2 separate regions of the Homo sapiens genome follow, and region 2 is linked to region 1. Evidence: chromatin contacts called from ENCODE Hi-C or POLR2A ChIA-PET data. All regions are on one chromosome and are shown on one strand. The core of a region is the stretch at or near the end of the contact, and the rest is flanking DNA. Distances in the headings are between cores, read along the strand shown.

Region 1 (6,202 bases), core at 2,760-5,259:
ACGTGTCAGCATATATTTAAAGTTATCTAATCAGCAGAAAAATGAGTATCCTACAGAGTTACCTTAAACCTAAACTGCAGAAGATAAATTGCAATAATCCAGTGACCCATGGGGATAGCTGCTCAGCCCAAGATCAAAACTAAAAGAGATGGAGAAGCATGCTGCAAAGGTGAAAGATAAGAGAAGGATGTTGTGATTGTAAGGCTGGATGACTTTCAACACCTTTTCTTTGACACTGTCCTTTGGGATTTATCCTCTGCAGATCTCAGATCTACTCATCTATCCAGAGACCTCATTGTGTCTCTTTTTTTCCCAGTGCCTTAAATGTATCATTACCTTGATTCGAACTTCATGAGCCTTTGGGGGTGCCACCTCTATCTCCTCTATGGAGAGAGGCTTTCCAGCCTCCCAAGCAACTGCAGCCTTGCACTTGATAACCTGAAGTGGGGAAAAAAGGGAATAAGCTGTTTATCCTCCTAAACAAGTAACTACTTAATAGCCAATTTAGATACAGATTAATGCTAATCTTAAAAAGTATATCACAGATTCACAAAGAAACATATGCTTCCAAGTGATATGTTTTTAGATTTCACACAAATAGTATACATCAAAAATGATTTAATTGAGATGATTACCTGGTCAGATAGAAAAGTATCTTTTGGTTAAAAAGTTGTACTCATCAAATATTTAATGGCCTTCTACAGTGCATATGCAAAAGCAGGTTAAGAACACAAGTTCCGAGAGAATCTGATTCAGCAGGTCTGGCATGGGGTCCAAGAAATCTGCATGCTTAACATATGCCTGAAGAAATTCTTTTGCTCAGGCTGTTCTGAATACCACCGGCTTGGTGCAAAACTGCAGGGTGGGAAGGAGGATTAGGAGTGTAACAGTGAGGAGCTATATCCCTTGTAACTGCACCGGCCAATACAGCAGCCACTTGCCAAATATGACTACTGAGCTCTTAGAAAATGACCACTGGCCGGGCTTGGCTGCTCACGCCTGTAATCCCAGCACTTTGGGAGGACAAGGTGGGCAGATCATGAAGTCAGGAGTTCAAGACCAACCTGGCCAGCATGGTGAAACCTCATCTCTACAAAAATACAAAAATTAGCTGGGCATGGTGGTGCGCATCTGTGTGGTCCCAGCTACTCAGGAGGCTGAGGCAGGAGAATGGCTTGAACCCGGGAGGTGGAGGTTGCAGTGAGCCGAGATTGTGCCACTGCACTCCAGCCTGGGCAACAGAGCGAGACATCGTCTCAAAACAAACAAACAAACAAACAAAACTGAGATATGCTATAAATATAGCTGGACTTTGAAGACTTAGTTCAAAGAAAAGTAAAAATATCTCATCAACAGTATTTTTAAAAATACTGCTTACATGTTGAAATGGTAGTTTATTTATAACAACATTATAAATAATGTAATTTAACATAATTAAAATATTAAAACTTCACTTTTTCCTTTTTAATGAGGCTACTGAAAATTTAAAATTACACGTGACTAATTATAGCACACAGACCTGCTTTAGAGATTATAGTCATGTATACCCTCCATTACAAGAGAATCACACGTAATGAGAAAGGTTCTAATTAGTTTACATTACACTTGAGAAATGTGTGGACAGACTAAAGGTTGTAAGCCACTGGGTTTACAGGAGACAGACTTTAAAGTTAATAATTACAAAGAGTGTGATTTAAAGAGACAGGCACAAAGTAATACAGAAAGCAAAAAAAGTAGGTTAAGAGTGTAACTTTGCTTGGTTTGGGAGAGCTTCACTTCTAACCAGGATACTGAAGGATGAGGAAAAGGTAATTATAAATGGTGGTAAAACACCTACATATAGGGTGATTGTGAGAACTGAATAAGAAAGAATATGAAGTCCCTGGCCGGGCGCGGTGGCTCAAGCCTGTAATCCCAGCACTTTGGGAGGCCGAGGCGGGCGGATCACGAGGTCAGGAGATCGAGACCATCCTGGCTAGGTGAAACCCCGTCTCTACTAAAAATACAAAAAATTAGCCAGGGGAGGTGGCAGTCGCCTGTAGTCACAGCTACCGGGGAGGCTGAGGCAGGAGAACGGCGTGAACCCAGGAGGCGGAGCTTGTAGTGAGCCGAGATCGCGCCACTGCACTCCAGCCTGGGTGACAGAGCAAGACTGCGTCTCAAAAAAAAAAAAAAAAAAAAAAAAAGAATATGAAGTCCCTAACACAATCCTTGGCACAGCATAGCTTTGCAAAATAAGTTAGTAGTTATTGGTAGCAACAGAACAAACGGTTGAGGGAAAGGAGAGGTGAACTACATAGAGATATAAAAAATGGCCTCTGTAGGCCGGGTGCAGGGGCTCACGCCTGTAATCCCAGCACTTTGGGAGGCCGAGATGGGCGGATCACCTGAGGTCAGGAGTTGGAGACCAGCCTGGCCACTATGGCGAAACCCCGTCTCTACTAAAAATACAAAAATACCGAGCATGGTGACGGGCGCCGGTAATCCCAGCTACTCGGGAGGCTGAGACAGGAGAATCGCTTGAACCCGGGAGGCAAAGGTTGCAGTGACCCAAGATCGCGCTATCGCACTCCAGCCTGGGAAACAAAGAGCGAAACTCCGTCTGAACTGGCGGGGGAGGGGGGGGGGAGGGAAATGGCCTCTGTAAATTGGTGAGGTTGGAAATGTGGAAATGATCGTTTTTAAAATTAAATTGCAGATATTAAATCTCATAGTACAAAGAATCAGACACTGCATTAGAACCTTTTTCATTTCAATGTGCCATAAATTTCAACTCCACAAGTCAGATTCAGAATACTAACAATTAAGTTATGCAACATAGGAATCCAAAGAAACAAGAATACTAAATTTGATGGCCTGCTCCCCTTTAAAAAATGTCTTAATGGAGCCTAACCTTTTCCTTTTACTGACAATTCTAAGCAAAACAAAGCCCCACTCTAAATCCGCGGGAAATGGCCCTACTTCAACATTTGAACTATAGTAACAATTATAATCTTTCACCTTCTCTGAATAAAGACACTCAGTAATAAGGAAAAGCAACTACCAGTTTAAGTCTGAAAGACTGTTTAGAGTTTATTTCTTTCAAACTCCAATATGTTTAAGGCCATTTGTCTTACTAGAAAATGTCCAAAATTGCAAAACATTAAAATAATCAGCAACTTTAGACTGAGTATGTTATTCGTAATTTCTGCCTTTCTTTACTGTCTAATTTGTATTTTATGAATTTGTCATAGAGGAGCAGACCTGGGTCGGAATCCCAGCTCGCCATCGTTGGTGTGACCAAGCACAACCAACCTCAAACCTCAGTTTTTGGTAAGATGGGGATAACACCTCGCAGAGGTGTTTGTTACGTGAGGACTAGAGGGAATATAAATCTCTTGGTATTTAAGTGCTCGAAAATGTTTCTGAAAGGGACGTAGGGGTCTTTCCAAAATACACTCCTTGGAGGCACAATAATTAAGGCGTAGGCTCAATTATGCAACACAAGCAACCTAGGAGTTAGAAGCACGGGATCTGGCTGCAGCTCTGCCAAGTATGCAAGCTGCAAGAATGACCCAGAGCGAGTTACTTAATTTCGTGTAAGAAGCAATGCGTGGCCGCTCCTAAGCCATTTCCACTGGGATACCGACCTGACCAGCCCCTGCCCCCCACTCTCCGGCTCTCCCACCCCCCCACCCCGTTCCGACTGTCCCAGAAGCAGCAAAGAAAGCTGCTTCCCAACTGAAGAGCCGAGACAAAGCTTCCTTCTCTTTCTGCCCCTCTGAGCCGCTCGCTGGGGGCCCAGTTTCAGAACCAAGAGCCAGATCCCGTCTTGGGCGCCGAGCCTCGCGCGCCCCCGAGGATAGCAGCCTAGTCCCATGCCATGCACTCCCTCCCTTGGACTCAGGGCCCTCCGCTCAACGGGCCCTACCTCGTTCGCCATGTTCACGGATTCTGGTCGGCGCGGGGGGCTGACATCCGGGGTGGGCCGCGCAGCGACGGAGGCATGGGCGTGGCGAGCGCCTAGCGAGGGGGGCGGGGCGTGGGGGGGGCTTGCAATGGCTCCAACCGGAAGGGCGGTGCTCGAGCTGTGGTGCGTGCCGCTAAGTTGTGCGTTCCAGGGTGCACTCGCCGGCGAGGCTGCACGGCGCCGGTTTCATTGCTAAAATCCGACGGACTTGTTGCAGAACTCGTTTTTTTTGTCGGGAAAGGGCTTCCCCGTGTAACTTTACAGCAGTTATCGTAGATAAGACTTGCAAATTACAGATGTGGACGGTGAGGGAACGGGAATTTCACTGAAAGCGCCTGAGAACCAGTAAGAGACCTGCAACAGCTTTGTGCTCCACTGGCGAATGCTTCCTCCCCTAATACACATTATGTGTGCTTGGAGACACAAGGAGTAAGATACAGCCCCTCAAGGGACTCGTCATAGGGAGAGGACACAGCTTTGGGAATAAAGGGGCCACAAAGGAGGAGAGAGGAGTTTGCTGAAACTTCCCAAGCTCCCATTCCAGCAGTTCCTGAAGGGTAGGTAGGATTTTGGGGAGACAGTAGAACGTGGGCAGAGAACTTTGGAAGGAGGAGATGAGGAGAACAAAAAGTCTCCTGATCCTGGACAGTTTTTTGTGTTAAGAGTGGGCCAGAGTGTAGAGAGAGAGAATGTAGTATTTGTCGGTTTACTCTTTCTTTGTTTGTTTGAGACGGAGTCTCGCACTGTCGCCCAGGCTGGAGTGCAGTGGCGCGATCTCGGGTCACTGCAACCTCCGCCTCCTAGGTTCAAGTGATTCTCGTGCCTCAGCCTCCTGAGTAGTTGGGATCACAGGCACACGCCACCACGCTGGCTCAATTTTGTATTTTTAGTAGAGATTGGGAGTGGGGGCAGGGGGTTGGTCTCACCATGTATGCCAGTCTGGTCTTGAACTCCTAACCTCAAGTGATTCACCCACCTCAGCCTCCCAAAGTGCTGGGATTACGGGCATGAGCCACCGCACCTGGCCTGCCAGTTTACTCTTAAACTCTGTTGTAAACGCTGAATTTTGTTAAAATAGCTCTGTCAGACACACTGCTCTTTTCTGTCTTTCAGTCTTTTTCTTGGCTCTTTTCCGGGTACATATGGTAAGATTGTCCAAAGTCTTTCCGTCCTTTCACTCCACTCTCTCACTCACACTTTGGCTTTTAACGTCTATTTATGGAAAGATGACTACCAGATTATTATCTCCAATCAGGATGGCTCCCCTAAACTCCAGACTTGGACATGTAACTGCCTACTGGATTTCTGTCTCCATTAGGATATCTCACAATCGAATGCAACTCCTAAAACTCCTATTAATATTTTCTCCTTATAGGGACTCTTTCCTCTGTGTGTTGACACTCTCCACATACTTACCCTAGCCAGAAACATGAGAGTCACAACTTCTCCCTCTCCCTCGGTCCCTGCATTCAGTTTGTCACCAAGCCCTAAATATCTCTCTGGTCTTGTGCCTCTCTCTCCCCACTGCTGCTGTATTAGTTCAGGCTTTCATAATTTCTTACAGGATTACTGAAAGAGCCTCCCATCTGATTTCTTTGATGCCAGGCCCTTGAATCTAATACTTAAAAAGGAATGCCCTGTTAGTGATCTTTCCAAAACGTAACATCAATCAATGCCATTTCCTATTTTCCTTCAATAATTTTTGAATGAGTTAGGCTATAAATAAATAAATAAATAAATAAATAAATACCATTCTTCTATTTAAAAATATTCAAGGGAGAACAAATGGATAAAATCCAAACTCTTTAGGCCACTCAGGCTCTGAATTACTTCCTTCTGTATATACCTCTATCCTTATTTCCTGCTCTCCTGCCAAATTTCACACCAACATTTAAGGAACATTCGTAGTTCCTTAAAGGGACTATGCTTTTTCTTGATTCCAGGCCTTTGTGTATGTCAATACTTCTGCTTGGAATGCAGCAAGCAATTTCTAGTGGGAAAAAAAAAAGACTTGGCAGAGAGTTTTCTTTTCCCTATTGCAGATATATTGTCTATTTTCTGGAAAGAGACACTTGCATTTTTGTAGTGCCTTGTTTAACAATAATAGGCAAGACTTTAGGTTTCTGGTCTGACATGTAAGGAATTTAGAAGTCATCACTCCATCCTAACAACAACTAAAAAGCTAAAAAAAATGAGAAATTAATAACTCTTCTTAGAGCTGTAAGTGAAGTGGGGTCACAGAGAAAACAGCTT
Region 2 (6,202 bases), core at 1,022-3,521, 3.7 Mb after region 1:
TGACATTTTTTTCAAGTTAGCTGTAAACACTCCACCCTCTTCGATTGTGCAACAACCAAACACATCACACAAATACAAGTCACAAAAAAGGGAAATACAGTTTAAGAGTTTGAATTTAGGTAAGTTTTGAGCAGAGGATCTTAGAGCAGTGCACAACGCGATATAAAAGTTAACATTTAACAAATCATATTAATTCACATTATTACGAAAGGAGATGCCGGAAAGAGCCTGAACCAGTTAAAGCAGCCGCCATCTTAAAATGCGGGATAGAAGTTAGAGCAAGAAAATGAGACTAAACCACCGGAGGTGGAGGTTCCGCTCACTCCCAGAGCTCCGAAAAATCCTAGTTTTTTTTCAACTTAAATCGATAATATACTATCAAACCACATTTCAAGTAACGAAACAAGGGTGTTATTAAATAGAATGAGGCAAAAATAGGTACATTAGCTTTCCCTTACTGCCATCGCACCCCTTATCCACCCCCACTCTCCAGCCAAAAGGAAAAGGGAGCTTCCAGAATGCCTTTTACATCAGTTCCCGGTGTCCCTCGGATAAATAGCTTCGGGTGAAAAGCTGCAACTACAAAATACAGGAAGTGGCAACACTGTGTCATTCCATCTCCTCCCAAACCCACTTATTCGGTGTAACCTGCCCAGAGTCGACTAAGAGTTTCTACTAGACTCACTGACTGACCTTCAATACGCAAGACTTCTTCTACCCGACCCTCAGTCAAGTTCGGGACTCGCCAGATTTTTTTTCTCTCCTCCGAGTTTTCTTTCTTACCCCTAGAAGGCCTAGATAACCTTGATCTCACAACTAAACTAAGTTTTCAAGCACCAAGAATAGGAAGCGCCATGACATCTGCTGGAGCGTCTCTCCGCAATTCGGACCCCCAAAAAAACTCCTTCTTAAGCAGCAAAAAAATAAAATAATAAAGGCGCCTTAAGTCACTCTCCTCCACCCCTAATTTGCACCGATTCCACTGAAGCACTCAGGATAACACCTCACTTGCCACAAGTGTTCTCCGTTTCCTAGCTTTAAACTTCATTTCTTCAAGAAGTATATCTGCGTTCTCCATCCCCCCATGGAAGAAGTGATCCAAGAGGTATTTTCAGAATTATGCTTCCTTCCCACCCCCACGCTTTCCTCTTGGCCCGAGCCTTCCTTTTCTCCTACCACCCCATGCCCTTGTCCCCGCGGGTTACCTTATTAATCCGTTTCAGCGCCATAGTGTGTGCTTGTCGTCTGGCTCCTCACTCTCTCGGTGTATGCTCAAAGGTCCGGCCAAAACTCTTGATTATCCCGGCGGCGGGGCAGGATTGTCTCGTCTCACACCAGCTCTGCCAGACACAGGCGCCTTTTGCAAAAACGGAGCAGATCAGCACTCGCACAGGCCCCGAAGAGCCCCTGATGAATCCAGGTCCCTTAAGACAGCCGCGATCCGGGGTGGGTGGGGTGGCGTGGCAAAGCCACCAACAGCCTCTGTACCGTGCTTTCGGCCCGAAGTGGGGGCGAGGGTGACGGGAAGAGCGGAGGTGGTGGCTACAAGTTTAACTTCCCGGCCTCTAGAAAGGAAGAGACCCGGGTGGGAGAGGAAGAGGCGTAGGAGAAAGGGGTGGGTGCGGGGCAGGGTCCGGAGCCCAGCAGAGGAGGAGCCGGGGCCTAGTCGGCGCTATACCGGCGTCACTAGGGCAAAGAAAGGCAAGGGGGGAGGGGGAAGCATAAGACTCCGGACGGACGCCGGGCTGCTTTCGGTTTCTGTCCAAAGGTGCGGCCGGGAAAAGGAAGGAAATAAAGGAAGGGAGACTTGATGTGTATTGCTATCCTCGCAGCGAGCTATTCTGTGTCACCCCTGACGCCACCGTACACTCACTCCGCCTTCCAGCGCGCTCCCGCGCGCGCCCGCCCAGCCACCTCCACCACGCGCCCGCGCTGTCCCTGAGGCTCCGGCTTAGGCGCGAGGACGCGCCCATTCCCCCTCCTCCTCCAGCAGGAGAGGCCGCGGCTTCCCCAACCTTCCCACCCTAACCCACCGCACCCAATAGGCTGGCCGCTCAAGCCGCCCAGGTCCCGCACTGCCCCTCTTACCCGGCCGGCCACTGGGCCGGCCTCCCTTCCCTGCCCTAGCCGTCCACACCCACGCGTACAGAGGGGCCGGGGCCTCCCTCAAGCTGCGGCCTCGGCCTCCTCCCCGCGCGGCAGCTGGTGCCTCCCCGGCCCTACGGGGCTCACGCGCACGACACAGCCACAAGATGTCCGCTCTGACGGAACTACTGCCAGCTGCCACGCTCCGCCCCTCCCCCTCCTCCTGCCTCTTCACCGCCGCGGATCAGTCCGCCAACGCCGCCGTCCCGAGCACAAGACCGATGTGAGGCCGAAGCCAGACGGCTTGCTTCCCACGTCCGGGGCCGAGTGAATACGTGTCAAGCCCTTTTCCTTCTTCTCGGAACAGCACCTTCTTACTAAACAGATCGGAGATTGGACCAGGAGGGCGGGGGAGGGAGGAGGATCATGAGCTGGGGGGAGGGTGAACGAGTGGCGGAAACCCTTAGGCTCAGAGAAGCATCGAGAACCGGAAGGAGACCATGGGAGGAAGGTAAAGGAAGCAGCCGCTGCGCGATCCAGCCCCACGCCCCTCCCCACAGCGTCCCCCAGTTTCCTCACTTGGTATCGAGGAGACGACTCTCGCGAGAACTTCGTGGCTGGCTAACCGAAGCGGTAGCTCTGCAATGACTTAAGAGCAGTTTTGTGCGCTTTTCCTGACGGGGTTCCGCCTCCAAAATGCATAAGTTCTCGCGAGACGCAGTAAGGCACCGGCTCGAACTGGGGCGGGCCACTGCCAGGAAAGCAACGCCCCTGAATGCTTATGCCGGTGGTTGGTAGAGGAAATGGAATTCCCCAGACTGGTAAGAGCGCGCGCAGACACAGCCTTGTCTCACGCGCCCAATCAGGAGCGTGTGGTGGGAGGTGCCAAGGATTAATTACCAGATACCTTTAGTCTAGCTCGGGCCGGGATTTTGAGGTTTCCGGTGGAGCAGGTGAGCAGTATTTACTCGCCTGCCCTCCTGGGCTGGTTATGCTGTGGGAGGAGGCGCCCCTCGAGATGGGAATAGTAGTTTTAAATAGACCCAGGTTGGCCGCTCATCAGCGCTCCCACGTGCTGAAGTCTAGTGCACGTCTGACCCTAAGGGAGCAATACTGAGAACAGCAGGGAGCAGGCTGAGTCAAGCTCAATTGAGTGGATGGGGCTAGGACAGAGAGAGTTAGGGGCAGGGTTTTCACTGGTCTCCGTAATCAGTCGCTGCCGTCCGCCAAGGTGTAGATGTGGGAACAAGCTTAAATTCTCAAACTTTAGCTTCTGTTGCTGTGTTTCAGTTCTTGAGCCAGAAAGTGTTGAGACTAATTAGTTAATTAGGTAGAGTTTAGAGTCAGAAAAACAATACAATACTTCCTGAAATATCCAAGTTGGGAGGTGGGATTTACCTCAGTAGGATTGGCCTGTTTTAGTCAAGGGTTTAAAGTATGGAGACGGCAGTTATGCTCTCTAGTGTATCCTTCAGGCAAAAGAAAGACCTTAATTTTTATGAGGAATTTAAAAGTGGGTAAGCACTGACCAGCTTAAGGTTTTTTAACATTCCTTAATGACCCCAGTTACCGAAGTGGAGATCTTCAATTACTTGGAAAAATAAACTTGTTTTAAAAATACACTTAATTTGAAAACTGTTGCAGAAAGTTTTACCTAATAAAAACTTAACACGTCAACAATGATGAATATAAGTAGTCTAATGTATACTGTTCAAGTGACCATGTAGTGTCACTAGTGAAGCAGTGCTTCTCAAACTAGTGTCCATAGGAACCACCTGGGGTTTTGTTGAAAATGCGACTTTGATTTGGTAGGGCAGTGGTGGAGCCTGAGAGCCTACATTTCTAACTAGCTCCCAGGTGATACAGATTTTTCTCGTCTGAACCACCCCGTGAGTAGCAAAGCACTGAAGTGCTTACCTCATGGCCTAACTGCTCATGAGGCTCACCTCAGTAACACCTCTGGCCCCTCCCTCCTCCCTGAATAATCTGTGTTCTCTCTCATAGCTAGCCAGATATACTAAAAGCACAGGACTAGGCATGAAGATGGAGGGAGGAACCCAGATTAGTTATTGCTTCCCATTTGCTTGATATTGGCCTGGTTAGTTATCTTCTAACCCCGTTTCTTCACCGCTAAAGTAAGTAATAATGACTGTCCTTTCTCACAGGGTGATTGTGTGGTTAAAGTGTCATAATATATGTGAAAGGACACTGGAGACTCTACAGTGCTGTATAAATGTCAGTTATTAAAGTAACCAGTCAGACATTAACTGGCCATAGTGTGAAACAAATGTATAGTAGTAATAGTGGCCACGCCTGTAATCCCAGCACTTTGGGAGGCTGAGACGGGTGGATCATATGAGATCAGGAGTTCGAGACCAGCCTGGCCAAAACAGTGAAACCCCATCTCTACTAAAAATACAAAAAATTAGCTGGGCGTAGTGGCGGGCGCCTGTAATCCCAGCTGCTTGGGAGGCTGAGGCCGGAGAATCGCTTGAGCCTGGAAGGCGGAGGTTGCGGTGGGCCAAGATCACTGCGACAGAGTGAGACCCTGTCTCAAAAAAAAACAAGAACAAAAAACAAAACTAATATATATGGAGTTCTAGATTATCCATGCTTATAAAGGCAAGTGATTGTGTAATCACAAACTCATTATTGTTAGGCAGTGAAGTAAATTCATTGGTTGATTGGGCTTTCTGTTTACAAGTTTGTATTTGCATAAGTGGACTTACATTTCTGCTTATATTTTGCCATGGTTAAAATCAAAAGAAACATAGCCTAGAAGCATTTTGATGCCTTAGGATAAAGCAGGCTAAGATTAAGTTAAATTTTAAAACATTATTCATGTACCTGTTGTTACAGAGAGCCCACTTTACAGTTGCAAATAAAGTTAAAACATTTTCATTCATTTAACTTACTTGAATTACAATGGTAGAGATGTCCTCATTTGAAACAAGAAAGGAAAATAATCATGTTTTTTATATTGCAGTCGGAAATAATGCTAACAAGAAAAAAATTATGGCTGTAAATACTGAAAGAAAAATTTACATTTAGAAATTAATAAAGGTACAAAAATGTTGAAAATTTAATTAACTAAAAATAATCCCTTCCTTAATAAATACTATTTTGAAGTCCTAAAAACTTTGTAAATATAGTAGATCAGATTATCTTGCATGAATTGACATAAAACATGAGAAAATAGAAAGGATCAAGAAAATTAAAGCTGGGCTGGTGGCTTACGCCTGTAATCCCAGCACTTTGTGAGGCCAAGGTGGAACGATCACTTGAGCCCAGGAGTTTGAGACCAGCCTGGATAACATAGGGTGACCCAGTCTCTACAAAAATAATAAAACAATTAGCTGAGCATGGTGGTACACGCCTATGGTCCCAGCTACTTGGGAGGCTGAGGTGGGAGGATTGCCTCAGCCTGGGAGGTTGAGGCTGCAGTGAGCTGTGATTGTGCCACTATACTCAAGCCTGTGATGGAGCAAGACCCTGTCTCAGAGAAAATTACTAGTAAATGGGCAATTAATCTACCAATCTGAATAATGGTGGTGTGCCAGGGTCTTATTACATGAATTTTTCAGTGAGGCCACGTTATTATAATAACTTGAGAGTAAGGGGTTAATTAGAATGTATTGATGAATAAACATAATTAACAGATTTTATATATATGTACTTAATATTGTATCTATGTTTTCATGTATCTTTAATTTTGTTACAGAATATTATAACTTGCCAAAGACACTGGCTCTAGTACAGTGTATACCATTTTATTAGTTTAATTAAATTGTAAATGCTACGGTCCAGATTTTATATTCAGAATGCTCATTTACATATTCTGCCTGGACCAAGTAATTTGGAGCCCAGGTCAACCAAATGTTATTTTACATTGTTTGCACAAAAATCAAATTGATTTCTATACTTAACAATTCAGAATCTCATTAAGTCAAATTAATATGGTTTAAGAAAGTGTACTTTATTTCATGCTAAGATGTCATTTTGGCCTTAATAAGGCTTTTGGCATGTAATGAAGCATGCACAAATCTTTGAGATAAAAATAGAGCATTTTTCCACACAAAAACATATATATACACAAATGTTCAGAGTAGGGCTATTC

What was found. Hi-C counts contacts between places; a loop is a spot of excess contacts on that map. ChIA-PET counts read pairs that join two places held with the same protein, here RNA polymerase II (POLR2A). Pooled maps may share reads with other maps.
Region 2: a loop to region 1 is called in a map of naive thymus-derived CD4-positive, alpha-beta T cell, with 14 times the contacts of the local background. The contact joins the promoter of UBE2D3 here to the promoter of ADH5 in region 1. A Hi-C loop is called at or near these places in 1 of 168 maps with a recorded cell type or tissue (naive thymus-derived CD4-positive, alpha-beta T cell) and 14 of 50 pooled maps. POLR2A ChIA-PET finds 5 or more read pairs at or near these places in 1 of 52 experiments (CD4-positive, alpha-beta T cell).

Annotation. Positions count from the first base shown.
Region 1 is chr4:99,084,779-99,090,980 of GRCh38, forward strand. ADH5 (alcohol dehydrogenase 5 (class III), chi polypeptide) reads right to left here and starts at 4,010. Exons shown (of 9, transcript NM_000671.4): 1 at 3,911-4,010; 2 at 337-438. The coding sequence starts at 3,922. It overlaps LOC100507053 (a long non-coding RNA gene), which reads left to right and starts at 4,079. Exons shown (of 10, transcript NR_037884.1): 1 at 4,079-4,506. RefSeq lists a promoter at 3,955-5,208 and a silencer at 3,993-4,042.
Region 2 is chr4:102,825,280-102,831,481 of GRCh38, forward strand. UBE2D3 (ubiquitin conjugating enzyme E2 D3) reads right to left here and starts at 2,272. Exons shown (of 8, transcript NM_181891.3): 1 at 2,148-2,272; 2 at 1,206-1,357. The coding sequence starts at 1,229. UBE2D3-AS1 (UBE2D3 antisense RNA 1) reads left to right here and starts at 2,776. Exons shown (of 2, transcript NR_131186.1): 1 at 2,776-2,906. RefSeq lists enhancers at 1-1,118, 517-586, 1,701-2,262, 2,202-2,591, 2,263-2,824 and 2 more and silencers at 1,952-2,001, 2,022-2,151.